2 separate regions of the Homo sapiens genome follow, and region 1 is linked to region 2. A link is a contact called in ENCODE Hi-C or POLR2A ChIA-PET data. All regions are on one chromosome and are shown on one strand. The core of a region is the stretch at or near the end of the contact, and the rest is flanking DNA. Distances in the headings are between cores, read along the strand shown.

What was found. A loop is a pair of places that touch in the nucleus more often than their neighbours do. ChIA-PET counts read pairs that join two places held with the same protein, here RNA polymerase II (POLR2A). Pooled maps may share reads with other maps.
Region 1: POLR2A ChIA-PET joins it to region 2 with 18 read pairs in activated CD4-positive, alpha-beta T cell. The contact joins two enhancer-like sites. A Hi-C loop is called at or near these places in 5 of 50 pooled maps. POLR2A ChIA-PET finds 5 or more read pairs at or near these places in 8 of 52 experiments (A673, B cell, GM12878 and 5 more).

Annotation. Positions count from the first base shown.
Region 1 is chr12:122,445,531-122,453,162 of GRCh38, forward strand. No RefSeq gene overlaps it. Among named protein-coding and RNA genes, the nearest start is that of CLIP1, 27 kb to the left of the region's middle. Within about 2 kb of position 4,026, at least 2 of the 41 ENCODE cell types and tissues checked have a DNase peak (open chromatin) inside an H3K27ac peak, as active enhancers do.
Region 2 is chr12:122,314,365-122,321,481 of GRCh38, forward strand. It overlaps CLIP1 (CAP-Gly domain containing linker protein 1), which reads right to left. Exons shown (of 26, transcript NM_001247997.2): 18 at 4,868-4,984; 19 at 2,385-2,491. Among named protein-coding and RNA genes, the nearest start is that of VPS33A, 51 kb to the left of the region's middle. Within about 2 kb of position 4,792, at least 5 of the 41 ENCODE cell types and tissues checked have a DNase peak (open chromatin) inside an H3K27ac peak, as active enhancers do.

The DNA of each region.
Region 1 (7,632 bases), core at 2,776-5,275, 130 kb after region 2:
CCCTGTCTCTTCGAAAAATATAAAAAAATTAGCTGGGTGTGGTGGTGTTTGCCTATAGTCCCAGCTACTCAGGAGGCTGAGGTCGGAGGATCACCTGAGCCCAGGAGGTCAAGACTGTGGTGAGCCATGATTGTGCCACTGGATTCCAGCCTGGGCAACAGAGTGAGACTCTGTCTCAAAAAACAAACAAACAAAAAAGCAAAGGAACCGTGCATGGTGGCTCACGCCTGTAATCCCGGCACTTTGGGAGGCCAAGGCTGGCAGATCACCTGAGGTTGAGAGTTAAAGACCAGTGTGGCCAATGAAACCAGAGACTGATAAAACCCAGTCTCTACTAAAAATACAAAAAGTAGCTGGATATAATGTTGCACGCCTGTAATCCCAGCTACTAGGAAGGCTGAGGCAGAAGAATTGCTTGAACCCAGGAGACGGTGGTTGCAGTGAGCTGAGATCATGCCACTGCACTCCAGCCTGGGTGACAGAGCGAGACTTCGTCTCAAAAAAATAAAAATACAAATAAAAATAGCAATAGAGCATTATTATTATCATTCATCCATTGCTATGGTCTGAATATATCTCCCCAGAATTAATATGTTGAAATCCTAACCCCCAAGGTGATGATATTAACAGGTGGGGCTTTTTGAGAGGTGACTAAGTCGTGTCGGCAGAGCTATTATGAACTGAATTAGTTCCCTTATAAAAGACACCTCAGGGCTGGGCGCAGTGGCTCACACCTATAATCCCAGCACTTTGGGAGGCCAAGGTGGGTGGGTCATGAGGTCAGGAGCTTGAGACCATCCTGGCTAACACAGTGAAACCCCGTCTCTACTAAAAATACAAAAAATTAGCCACGTGTTGTGGTACTGTATGTAGTCCCAGCTACTCGGAAGGCTGAGGCAGGAGAATCATTTGAACCTGGGAGGCAGAGGTTGCAGTGAGCCAAGATTGCGCCACTGTGCTTCAGCCTGGGTGACAGAGCAAGACTCCGTCTCAAAAACAAAACAAAACAAAACAAGGCACCTCAAAGAGTTAATGAGACTTTTGCACTATGACGTCAGGACACAGTGAACAGGTGCCATCTATGAACCAGGAGATGGTCTTCAGCAGACACTGAATTTGCTGGCACCTTACCCTTGGACTTCCCAGCCTCTAGAACTCTGAGAAACACATTTTGTTTCTAAGCTATCCAACTTAACGGTATTTTTCTTTTCTTTCTTTTCTTTTCTTTTCGAGACACAGTCTTGCTCTGTCACCCAGAGTGGAATGCAGTGTCACGATCTCAACTCACTACAGCCTCCACCTCCTGGGTTCAAGCAATTCTCCCACCTCCGCCTCCCGAGTAGCTGGGATTACAGGTGCACCACCAAGCCCAGCTAATTTTTGTATTTTTAGTAGAGACAGGGTTTCACCATGTTGGCCAGGCTGGTCTCAAACTTCTGACCTCAGGTGATCCGCCCGACTCGGCCTTCCAAAGTGCTGGGCTTACAAGCGTGAGTCACCGCCTGGCATTTTTTATAGCAGCCTGAATGGACTAAGACAGCCATAAAAAAGAATGAAGTACTGATATATGCTATGACATGAAGGAACTTTGAAAACATGATGCTAAGTGAAAGAAGCCAGTCACAAAAGACCACAAAATGTATAATTCCACTGCTATTTTCCAGATAGGAAAATCATAGAGACAGAAAGCATATGAGTGGTTGCCAGGGACAGGGAAAAGAGGAAATGGGGAGTGACTGATAATGGATATGGGCTTTCTTTGGGGGATGATGAAATATTCTAAAATTGTTTGTGGTGATGGCTTTACAACTCTGGGAATAGACTAAAAACCACTGAATTGTACACTTTAAATGGCAAATTTTTAAATATGTGAATTCTATTTCTTTTCTTTTTTTCTTTTTTTTTTTTTTTTTGAGATGGAGTCTTGCTCTGTCACCAGGCTGGAGTGCAGTGGTGCGATCTCGGCTCACTGCAACCTCCGACCCTCTGGTTCAAGCAATTCTCCTGCCTCAGCCTCCCGAGTAGCTGGGATTACAGGCAAACAGTACTAAAAATACAGCTAATTTTTGTATTTTTAGTAGAGACGGGGTTTCACCATGTTGGCCAGGATGGTCTCGATCTCCTGACCTCGTGATCCACCCACCTCGGCCTCCCAAAGTGCCGGGATTACAGGCATGAGCCACCGTGCCTGGCCTTGTGAATTATATTTCAATAAAACTGTTATACAGTTTTGTATAGAGCTACCCATATATGAGTACATGTACAATGGGTGAGATCTACTGAACTCTATAGACCATACCAATGTCTACTTCTTTTTTGGATATTGTACTATATGGTTATATGTTAACATTCACGAGGCCAAGGAGAGGATGCCTGGGACTTTCCAGTATGTTGTTTTGCAACTGTCAGTAAATCAATGATTATTTCAGAATAGTAATTTAAAAAAAAAAAAGACCTGAGGCAAAATGGTTAGGTTGTTTTATTTATTTATTTATTTATTTATTTATTTATTTTGAGACAGAGTCTCACTCTGTCTCCCAGGCTGGAGTTCAGTGGCATGATCTTGGCTCACTGCAACCTCTGCCTCTCAGGTTCAAGTGATTCTCCTGCCTCAGCCTCCTGAGTAGCTGCAATTACAGGCGTGCACCACCACACCTGGCTAATTTTTTTTTTTTTTGAGATGGAGTCTCGCTCTGTTGCCCAGGTTGGAGTGCAGTGGCGTGATCTCGGCTCACTGCAACCTCCACCTCCTGGGTTCAAGCGATTCTCCTGCCTCAGCCTCCCTAGTAGCTGGGACTACAGGCGTGCGCCACCATGCCCAGCTAATTTTTGTATTTTTAGTAGAGATGGGGTTTCACCATGTTGGCCAGGCTGGTCTCGAACTCCTGACCTCAAGTGATCCGCCCACCTCAGCCTCCCAAAGTGCTGGGATTTCAGCCGTGAGCCACCGTGCCCGGCCTATTTTTATTTTTTAGAGACAAGGTCTCACTTTTTCACCCAGGCTAGAGTGCAATGGCATGACCATAGCTCACTGCAGCCTTGAAGTCCTGGGCTCAAGGGATCCTCCTGCCGCGGCCTCTCGAGTACCTAGGACTATTTGTGTGCACCACCATGCCAAGCTAATTTTTTTTCTTTAAAAACAAGAAACAGTATGTCTTTCTTTTGGCCAGGCTAATTTTTATTTTTATTGTTGTTAGAGATGAGGACTTGTTATGTTGCCCAGGCTACTCTCGAACTCCTGGACTCAAGTGATCCTCTCATGCCTCAGCCTCTCAAGTCACTGGGATTACAGGCATGAGCCAACCGCAGCCAGCTCTATCCCTTCTTCCTAAATACCTTTTCATGTGTTTTTTTTTTTTTTTTTTTTGTATATGTACCAAAGTTTGCAATTAATCATGAAGGGATTTATTTTTATTTTATTTTTAGATTTGAACTAGTTATATAAATTATAGAACTGGGACATGAATATGGTAATTAATTCAAATACAGAAGAGTAATAAAAATAAAACTCTTTTCTTTGGACCATGAATTTCTCATACTGCTCTCTATATTCCCTAGAATTTCCTAGCAATGGCTTATAATTGCCCCTTTTCCCCCCAAGTTGGCAGAAAAAACCATTTTTAATCTTAGACTTTTCAATTACTTGCATTATTTTTGGGGTCCCATATCTTCCTCTATTATTGGTTTTGTTTTGCTTTTTTCATTTTATATTCAAGAATTTCAGCTGGATGAGGTGGCCCATGCCTGAAATCTGAGCACTGTGGGAGGATTACTTGAGCCTAGGAGTTTGAAACCAGCCTAAGCAACATAGCAAGACCCTGTCTTTACAAAAAATAGTAAAAGATTAGCCGAGTGTGGTGGTGTGAACCTGTAGTCCCAGCTACTCAGGAGGCTGAGGTGGGAAAATTGCTTGAGCACAGGAGCTCAAGGCTGCAGTGAGCCATCCATGCCACTACACTCCAGCCTGGGCCACAGAGCAAAAAAAAAATTCTTCATAATGCATAGCTCAGAGTGGAATTGGTGAGTCATAAGGTATGCACATGTTTAACTTCACTGTATATTGCCCAATTACTCTCTAAATGGCAGTTCCAGTTCTACTACATTTCCAGCAGTAGAATTTAAGAATTCCCATTGCAAAGCCTAGCATGATGGCACGCACCTGTAGTTCCAGCTACTTGGGAGGCTGAAGCGAGTTGATACCTTGAGCCTAGGAGTTTGAGTCAAACCTGGGCAACACAGTGAGAATCCCTGTCTTCAAAAAAAAAAAAACAACAACAACAACAAAAACAAACCCATGCTCATTAACACTTGGTATTATTAGATATTTAAATATTTGTCCAGGCAGGGTGTGAGGCTCACATCTGTAATCCTAGTACTTGGGGAGGCCAAGCTGAGAGGATCACTTGAGGCTGGGAGTTCAAGACCAGCTTGAATAACACAGCAAGTTCCTCATCTCTGTTTTTAAAATTAAATATTTGTCCATCTAAAAGATTTGAAAGAATTGAGATGGCGTCTCAGTCTATCACCCAGGCTGGAATGCAATGGTACCATCTTAGCTCACTGCAACATCCTCTGAGAAGGTTCAAGCGATTCTCCTGCCTCATCCTCCCGAGTAGCTGGGATTACAGGCCCCCGCCATCATGCCCGGCTAATTTTTTTTTTTTTTGTATTTTTTGTTTTGAGACGGAGTCTTGCTCTGTCACCTAGGCTGGAGTGCAGTGGCGCAATCTCGGCTCATTGCAAGCTCCGCCTCCCGGGTTCACCCCATTATCCTGCCTCAGCCTCCCTAGTAGCTGGGACTACAGGCGCCCGCTACCACGCCCGGCTAATTTTTTGTATTTTTAGTAGAGACGGGGTTTCACCGTGTTAGCCGGGATGGTCTCGATCTCTTGACCTCGTGATCCGCCCGCCTCGGCCTCCCAAAGTGCTGGGATTACAGGCTTGAGCCACCGCGCCCGGCCTCTCTCATGGTTTTAATTTGCTTTTTGCTGATTACTGAGGAACTTGAGAATCTCTTTTTTTTTTTTTTTTTTTTGAGATCGAGTCTCACTCTATTGCCGAGGCTGGAGTGCAGTGGCACAATCTCAGCTCACTGGTTCAAGTGATTCTTTTGTCTCAGCCTCCCAAGTAGCTGGGACTACAGATGCCCACCACCACGCCTCACTAATTTTTTGTATTTTAGTAGAAACGGGGTTTCACCATGTTGCCCGAGCTGGTCTCAAACTTCTAAGCTCAGGCAATCTGCCCACCTCGGCCTCCCAAGGTGCTAGGATTACAGGTATAGGCCACCGTGTCCAGCCGACTTCATATCTTTGGCCCATTATTCTGTTGCATTGTCTATTTTTAAACTGATTGTAGTGGTTTTTAATATATTATGATTCTATATGTTCCAAATATTTTTTCCCATACGTGCCCTGTTTTTTTTTTGTTTTGTTTTGTTGTGTTTTTTAAATTTTTTTAAATGGTGCTTTTCAATTAATAGATGTTTTTAAAACTCTTAGGTCACAAAGTATTAGCCTATATTTTCCTATAAAATTTTTAAGGTTTTTGCTTTTATTCTCCTGGGATAGATTTTTTGTGTAATTTATGATGTGAGACAGCAAATCAAAATTATTTAAACTCATATATGTGGGTATTGCACCTAACCATATATATACATTCAGCCAGGCATGGTGGCTCACGCCTGGAATCCCAGCACTTTGGGAAGCCGAGGCGGGTGGATCACTTGAGGCCAGGACTTCAAGACCAGCCTGGCCCACATGGCGAAACCCCGTCTCTATAAAAAATACAAAAATTAGCCGGGTGTGGTAGCACCTGCCTGTAGTCCCAGCTACTTGGGAGGCTGAGGCAGAGAATTGCTTGGACCCAGGAGGCGGAGGTTGCAGTGAGCAGAGATCGCACCACTGCACTCCAGCCTGGGCAACAGAGCAAGACTCTGTCTCAAAAAAAAATTAACAAAGTATATATATATAAATATATGTATTCCAGTAACAATATAAAATGTAACATACATATATGTGTAATATAGTTTAGTTAACATGTATTACAAAGAAAAGTTAATATATTAAATAATACATGTTATATATTATCTATTACAACTTATCTTTTATATATACACACACACCCACACTCTTTAGTTAATACATATATTAGGGGAATATATAGATAGACCTCTAGATAGACCTCTTTCCATATCAGAAGATGTAGATTACCTTATATTAAAAAAATTTTTTTTGAGACAGAGTTTTGCTCTTGTTGCCCAGGCTGGAGTGCAGTGGTGCAACCTCTACTCACTGCAACCTCCACCTCCCAGGTTCAAGCAATTCTCCTGCCTCATCCTCCCGAGTAGCTGGGATTACAGGTATGCGGGATTACAGGATAATTTTGTATTTTTAGTAGAGACGGGGTTTCTCTATGTTGGCCAGGCTGGTCTCGAACTCCCAACCTCAGGTGATCCACCTGCCTCGGCCTCCCAAAGTGCTGAGATTATAGACATGAGCCACCACGCCTGGCCCCATATTTTAAATTATTTAATTTTTTTTTTCCCTAGAGATGAGTTCTTGCCATGTCGTTCAGGCTGGTCTTGAACTCCTAGGCTCAAGCGATCCTGCTGCCTCAGATTCCCAAAGTGCTGGGATTACAGGCGCGAGCCACTGTACCCAGCCTCCTCATTTTTTTAAACCATTGCGTTGTAAGATCATAGTGTGCTATGATTTCAACAGATTCCTACCAATAGACATTTAGGTTATTTTCAGTACTTGCTACTACACACATTGCCACAATAAACAGCCTTGGGTGCATATATAGTATACTCGTATTTCTTTTCTTCTTAAAAATGTTTTTTGTCTTACCAAGAAGCTTGAATCTGAAGCGCATACAGTGTGCTTTTACAAACATAGTTGTAGGATTAATGCTTAGATTAGAACCACTGAATCTAAAATATGTACATTTACATTTTTAAAAAAATTACCCTCCCAAAAAAGAGTGAGCCAATTTATATCCCCACCAATAATGTATGAGAATGCCTGTTCCCCTCTACTTTAACCTTTCTTAAATGTAAAACCAATCTTACTCCATCAAATACAGGCCATCAGAGCCTACCTGGAAACAGCTATGCATATGTTCCTGTCAGATAAAGCCATTTGAATCCCAAATGAAATTCCTAAAGCTAAAAGGAGATAAGGGTGCCTAAATCTGCTGGGACCAGTCAGATGTTGAGGTTTATGCTCTGCTGGTCAAAAATTACCTTACATTTTATTAGAGTTTACATCAGTTATCACGATTTCAGCAGCTGGTCTAACTCAGACTAGCGGAGACAATAAGGAGACTCATTAGCTCACAAAACAGGACGTTTGCAACACGGTTCAGCTTCAGGGCTGGTTGATGTAGTGGCTCAAGCCGCTAAATTTCTCAAGCACCCAAAATCTTTTCTTCTCTTTCTCTGCCATTTGCGGAGGTGGCTTCATCCTTCATTCAACCATCCTAAGGTAAGATGGTTGCCAGAGCAATGGATATGATATATGATACATTTCTGTCTCATGCGTTGTGTGAGGAGACCACCAAACAGGGTTTGTGTGTGCAGCAAGGCTGTTTATTTCACCTGGGTGCAGGCGGGCTGAGTCCGAAAAGAGA
Region 2 (7,117 bases), core at 3,542-6,041:
GGAGGTTGAGGCACGAAAACTGCTTGAACCCAGGAGGCAGAGGTCGTGGTGAGCAGAGATCACACTACTACACTCCAGTCTGGGGAACAGAGACTCTGTCTCAGAAACAAACAAACAAATAAAAACAACAAAAGACTCGTAAGTAGTACTGCAGGAAAATGGAATTTTATCTAAACCCCAAGAACCCTCTTGGCCAGGTCCACTTGGCCCTGCCCCTCCATCACCTAGTAGGACCCAGGGAGCTTGGCGGTGGGATTATGGCAGTGCAGGTTGGAGAGGGAGTCTCTCGTGGCAGTTCACATTCTCTCTCACCAGCTGCCCATGGGACACAATGCAGGAATTCAACCTGGTGCCCCAAAGCCCTTCAGGTTTGCAAAATGACTCGTGTCACCAAGAAAAGAAATCCTAATCTGTACCTGCACCCTGCTTCCTGAATGAATAGAACTAAACTGTCACATTACAACAAATGACTTTGTTTTTCCTGTCATGGTGACCCATCTTCTATTTGTGTCACTTGATGTTGGCAGGCCAAGGAAATTGAAGCCTCCCCTGATGACCATAATCACAATTGTAAATTTATAAATCTGCATAAATGAAATTGTTGGAACTGTTTAAACATAATCCCATCATCTAGAGACCCGCCATTTAAACTAGGACTGAGGAAGAAAATCACCGACATCACAAGCTGTGCATCCCCTCGCAGGAGCAGCTCAGATCACTCCCAGGAAAATTTTAAAACTCCCCGAAGAACCACACATGTGCTAGCTTAATCCAAGCTCAATCAACAAATAGTATTGAGGATGATGACTTAAAACAGCAGTTTGGAACTGATGTTTTTGTTTTTGCTTGAATCTCATCTATGTATTAGGATTGGAAATAAAAGACACAAACCCTTGAAGGGCAGGGACCGTATATACTCACCTTTTTATCCTTCCTACCTTAACTGTACCTACCATGAAAGACAAAGACACACTCCAATGTTCACCAGGTGAATTAGCTTTAGGGTTTTAGGTTAATACGGTTGATACAGTGTCATTAACAGAATAGAAGACCAAATGAAATCTACACCGTAACTATCCTTTAAAATGTCTGAAAATGCCAATCTCTAATAACTACACTAGCCAAACTTGAAAGGCAAGAACTGAGTTAGCATCAACAAAGGAAGTATGAACAGTCTGTCTGCCTGAAACCACGTAACAAATTGATGTGTAAACCTTAATTTTACAGTCTTCCAAAATGCTGGTCATTTCATTTCCATGCCAGACGGTTTGATTCCTTTTCTTTTTTTTTTTTTGAGATGGAGTCTCGCTCTGTCACCCAGGCTGGAGTGCAGTGGCTCGATCTCGGCTCACTGCAAACTCCGCCTCCCGGGTTCACGCCATTCTCCTGCCTTAGCCTCCTGAGTAGCTGAGACTACAGGCGTCCGCCACCACGCCCGGCTAATTTCTTTGTATTTTTAGTAGAGACGGGGTTTCACCGTGTTAGCCAGGATGGTCTCAATCTCCTGACTTCGTGCTCCACCCACCTCAGCCTCCCAAAGTGCTGGGATTACAGGCATGAACCACCGTGCCTGGTCTATTACTCTTAAAATTGAAATACTGAAAATGTAGAAAGTGACATGCTATTTGATTTTTTTCCCCCTATAAAAAGAGTTTTGAGGGACTTGCTAATGAAGGGTCTGACATTTCCAAATGTTAAGATTGGCTGGCCAGGCGCAGTGGTTCATGCCTATAATCCCAGAACTTTGGGAGGCTGAGGAGGGAGGATCACTTGAGGTCGGAAGTTCAAGACCAAATGTTAAGACTGGCTGTTCTGATTCTACTCGTACTTTCAAGGCTTTCGAGTCACTTCTTTTTTTTTTTTTGAGACAGGATCTCACTCTGTCACCCAGGCTGGAGTGCAGTGGCACGATTATGGCTCACTGCAGCCTCAACCTGCTGGGCTCAAGCGATCCTCCCACCTCAGCCTCCTGAGTAATTGGCAAATAGGCACACACCACCATACCCAACTAATTTTTGTACTTTTTGTAGAAACAGGGTTTTGCTGTGTTGCCCAGGCTGGTCTCAAACTCCCAGGCTCAAGTGATCTACCCACCTCAGCCTCCCAGTGATGGGATTACAGGCACGTGCCACCACACCCACCCCAAAGTCACATCTGAATCCCCAACTGAACTCATCAGCCAGTACACATTTCATTCTGATCCTTTAACTTAGCTGTGGCTCTGACCTCACGGTGGTTACTGATGTTGCTTCTGGGGTATGCAATAGAGTCTGCATACGTTTACTTTATGTACTTCTCAAATAATTTTTAAGTAATTAGCATTGTGTTCACATTTTCAATTTAAAATAAATTCCATATTTTTTTCTCAAAGGATAGAAACTTACATTTCTTTCCTAAATTCTTCCATTTTTTGATTCTCTACAGTCAGGAGTTCTTTTGATTTGTTCAGCTCTTCCACATTTTTCAAGTTGTTTTCTTTAAGTGTGTCCAACTTAAAGACCAAGAGAAAAAAACTTGATGAAATTATTTCATTTTCCAGTGACATGAATGAACAAATTATTCATGAAAATGTGTACTGAAAAGACAGATGAAATTAGTCACTCGCAAAAAAAAAAAGTCTCCTGGGTGAAGAGATTACAGATGACAAGTCTATTACAAACTGCAAACCTCCTCCTTACATTTAGTCTGATATATATATATCCTGTACACCTGGCCAAAAGGTCAAACTAGATTGCTACACAGAAGTAAAGTTTTCTTTTATCTTGTGTACAATTATCAGCACTTATCACTGAACTTGCTATTCAAATATGATTAAAAACAAGAAATAAAATGCAAAGCAATGACATCAGCAAGGATTATTCTTTGTAATGAAAAGAAACCCTTTTCTTTCCCCAAAGATTAGTGATTTAGGATACGATATTTTTCAATGTCAGTACCAGATTTACATAGTCCTCATTACAAAAATTATTTATTTGAATCAAAATTATTTGTAGACTGGAAAAAAATTTAGTTACCCATCTGAACTTGAACCTGAAGAGGAAAAAGCCATGTCGTGGGACTGAAGGGCACTTACACCCACCTGGCTCCATCATTGGCCCACGGGGATGCAGCCAGCTGAGGGCCTGGCTCTTGGTGGAAAGCCAGAGCTGTCACTGGGATGAGTGGGGATATGACTGATCATAGGCTGTGGCAGGTGGTTGGAGCTCTAGGTGCAGAGCCACCACCAAGGATGGTAGCTCATGTGGGCCTCCATTCCTCAAGGTGGCTCCTGGGGCCATGCTGGCTTTCTGGGCCTTGAGAAGTTGTCTCCTACAGCCAGAAAAGGGAGCTATCTCCTTTTGCCATGCCACATGCCACCAGTCAGGAGTCCTAGAAAATGTCTTGCTAGTTTTACAACTACCATCTTCCTTTTAACACCTAACATTCCAGATTAACAGAACAAGAAAAATAAAATATCACAATGGGTCCGAAAATATGGTTCATCCAACCCTGAATTCTGGCTATAACAAAGACACCAAGGGATCTGTTATAGAACGACACAGTTCCCCCTGGTTCCACTGCTGCAGGTTAGACACATTCCCTAAAATCCTCTCATTTACTTCAGCTTCTAATTTTGATTAACAGCTATGATTTTTTAATGCTTTTATACTTTTAGTTTAAGTCATCTTCTCTTAGGATTGTCAGTTCTATAAATGTACTTCCTTCTATGTGAAGTGTTGTTATTTATCATATCATTACCTCCAAATGTTCATCTCCTTTGAAAAGTTGATCCTTGACCTCCACAATGAGGAGGCCTGGTCTTTACAGTGGCTCCTCAGTTTGGCCACTGCCTCCCCCTTGCTTTCCTTCCTTAATGTCTTACCTGCCTATTACTTTTAAAAGTATCTGGGCTGGGCGTGGTGGCTCATGCCTGTAATCCCAGCCCTTTGGGAGGCCAAGGTGGGAGGATCACGAGGTCAGGAGTTCCAGAACAGCCTGGCCAACATGGCAAAACTCCGTCCCTACTTAAAATACAAAAATTAGCCAGGCGTGGTAGTGGGCACCTGTAATCCCAGCTACTCGGGAGGCTGAGGCAGGAGAATCACTTGAACCCAGGAGGTGGAGGTTGCAGTGAGCCGAGATCATGCCATTGCACAACAGCCTGGGCAACAAGAGCAAGACTCCATCTCAAAACAACAACAACAAAACAAAACAAAAAAAGCAACAACAACAAAAAAGCATCTGAAGTTCCACAGGACTTCACATAACCATTTTGGTGCCTCAGTCGGCTTAGGATTTAGATAACAGCTTTCCAAATGAAGAAAGGGTTGGTATGAGCTAGGAGGGTGGGAGCAGGGAAATCCAAAGAGGAGGAGAAATGCCACAGAAGGAGAAATGCTACTTGTGGACAGAATCAAAATATCTTGACGCCACATATTTGTCCCTGCTCCAAAAGTGACTCATTCAAGATGACACAAAAGGAAATCAGTACTGAATTGGGCCAAGAAAAGGCCTACATCAGACTCAGGGCTGAGGAAGAAAACTTAGTGGCTCAAAGTTGGGAAAGAGAAGAGAAAAAACAATGTGTGTGATGTAAGATCAAGGATACAAAAGCTAGAGCAGGCCATCAGTACCTCCTCTCACTAGTGCCATCAGTAAACAGTCACCTTAGCCACACTATTAGGATTTTTTCCTCAATTTGTAAAGTTGATCCTAATAAGTAATGAAGTGATACACTTTATTTAAGATTATCGTGGCTCTGGCATGCATTTCAAACCTGTGTAAAGTCACACACTTCAAAAACATAAGCAATCCTGAGTCAGTGACCAAACATTCTACCAAGTTGGTAAGCTGTTCTTTGTATAAAAAGCTATTTAAATCTGATTACTTCATTCTGTAGTTTTGCATTTGTTTGCTTGGTGTCCTCCAAGGAGGCCAGAGTCTCAGTCTTCTCTTTGGTCATCTGTTCCATTATCTGCATGGCATCTTCCGCTGTTTGAGCAGCCTAAATACAAGGAAACACTGTGAGAAATGAGGACAGCCCTCGCCAACACCGTTAGGTGAGGATCGGGCTGTGCTGTTCAGGCAGCACTCAGTGTCTGTGTGGGTAAGGGAGGCACACAGAGAGGGTGAATCAGTCACAATCCAGTGCTGAAACAGACGGACCAGGACAGGAAAGGTCTTTACTCTGAAGTAGAATATGCAGACCCTTTCCTGCCATTTTTCAATGTCAATTGTTATGCAATTTGCATGTAAACATACATCTTCCAGTGAAAGTTCCAAATGACACTGGCAAGCATGCTCCCTTCATTCTGACTTATGTTTGAGAGACCGTTCGGAGGTAACAATGAATAACATCCTTATATAGCTGAATTTCTTGGAATCATATTTATTATTATAAGTTTAAAATACCATCCTTGCTATTTCAAATCTGGGGCTTTCAAAGTCACTCAAATTTAGGCTGAGAATTTTTCAAATAAATATAAAAATTATTTGGGCACTTCTAACATAAGGCTCAAGTGTTTAACGAGAAGCATTTAATGCAAGTTGTGGGTAATGAATAAAAACACGGCTGTGAATAAAAAGATGCATATGGAGACAAATTCTTAGCTGTTAACTATCAAAATTAATTATAAAAAGTTAGATATAGGCCGGGCGCAGTGGCTCACGCCTGTAATCCCAGCACTTTGGGAGGCCGAGGCAGGCGGATCACGAGGTCAAGATATTGAGACCATCCTGGCCAACATAGTGAAACCCCGTCTCTAATAAAAATACAAAAAACTAGCTGGCCGTGGTGGCGGGTGCCTGTAGCTACTTGGGAGGTGGGGCAGGAGAATGGTGTGAACCTGGGAGGCGGAGGTTGCAGTGAGCTGAGATTGCGCCACTGCACTCCAGCCTGGCGACACAGCGAGACTCCGTCTCAAAAAAAAAAAAAAAAGTTAGATGTAAAAATAACCATAAAAATAAATGAAAATATAGCTAGGCATGGTAGCATGTGCCTACAGTCCCAGCTACTCAGGGAGCTGAGACGGGAGGATTGCTTGAGCCCAGGAGGTGGAAAGTAGCCTGGGAAACACAGCAAGATTCCCACCTCTAAAAAAATAAATTAATTAACAGGCCAGGCGCAGTGGCTCATGCCTGTAATCCTAGCACTTTGGGAGGCCGAGGCAGGCAGATCACAAGGTCAGGAGTCAATATGGTGAAACCCAGTCCCTACTAAAAATACAAAGCTTAGCCGGGTGTGGCAGCACGCACCTGTAGTCCCAGCTACTCAAGAGGGTGAGGCAGGAGAATCGCTTGAACCCGGGAGGCAGAGGTTGCAGTGAGCCAAGGTCACACCACTGTACTCCAACCTGGGTGACAGAGCGAGACTCTTTTTTTTTTTTTTAGGCAGTCTCATTCTGTCACCAGGCTGGAGCGCAGTGGTGCAATCTCAGCTCACTGCAACCTCCGCCTCCCTGGTTCAAGTGATTCTCCTGCCTCAGCCTCCTGAGTAGCTGGAACTACAGGCCCACATCACCACACCGGGCTAATTTTTGTATTTTTAGTAGAGACGGGGTTTCACCATGTTGGCCAGGATGGTCTTGATCTTCTGATCTCGTGATCCGCCTGCAACAGCCTCCCAAAGTGCTGGGATTACAGGTGTAAGCCACCGCACCCGGTGAGACTCTGTCTTAAATAAATAAATAAATAAATAAATAAATAAATAAATAAAGTCCTTTAGGCACTTGTTTATAATTTATTGGTCTAATAAAGTTTATGAAAATTCTGCATTTTTCCCTATCCAATTATCAGCCATGAAGATTTCAATGGAATCTTCCAACTCCAAATGGACAGACACAATGAAATAGTTAAAAGCCAAACAGAAGACTATATTTCAATATGTGCCAATTTATTGCTTTTTTTTTTTTTCCCTTGAGACAGAGTTTTTCACTCTTGTTGCCCAGGCTGGAGTGCAATGGCGCAAGCTCGGCTCACTGCAACCTCCATCTCCTGGATTCAAGTGATTCTACTGCCTCAGCCTCCTGAGTAGCTGGGATTATAAGCGCACGCCACCACGCCTGGCGAATTTTTGTATTTTTAGTAGAGACAGGGTTTCACCATGTTGGTTAGGCTGGTCTCGAACTCCTGACCTCAG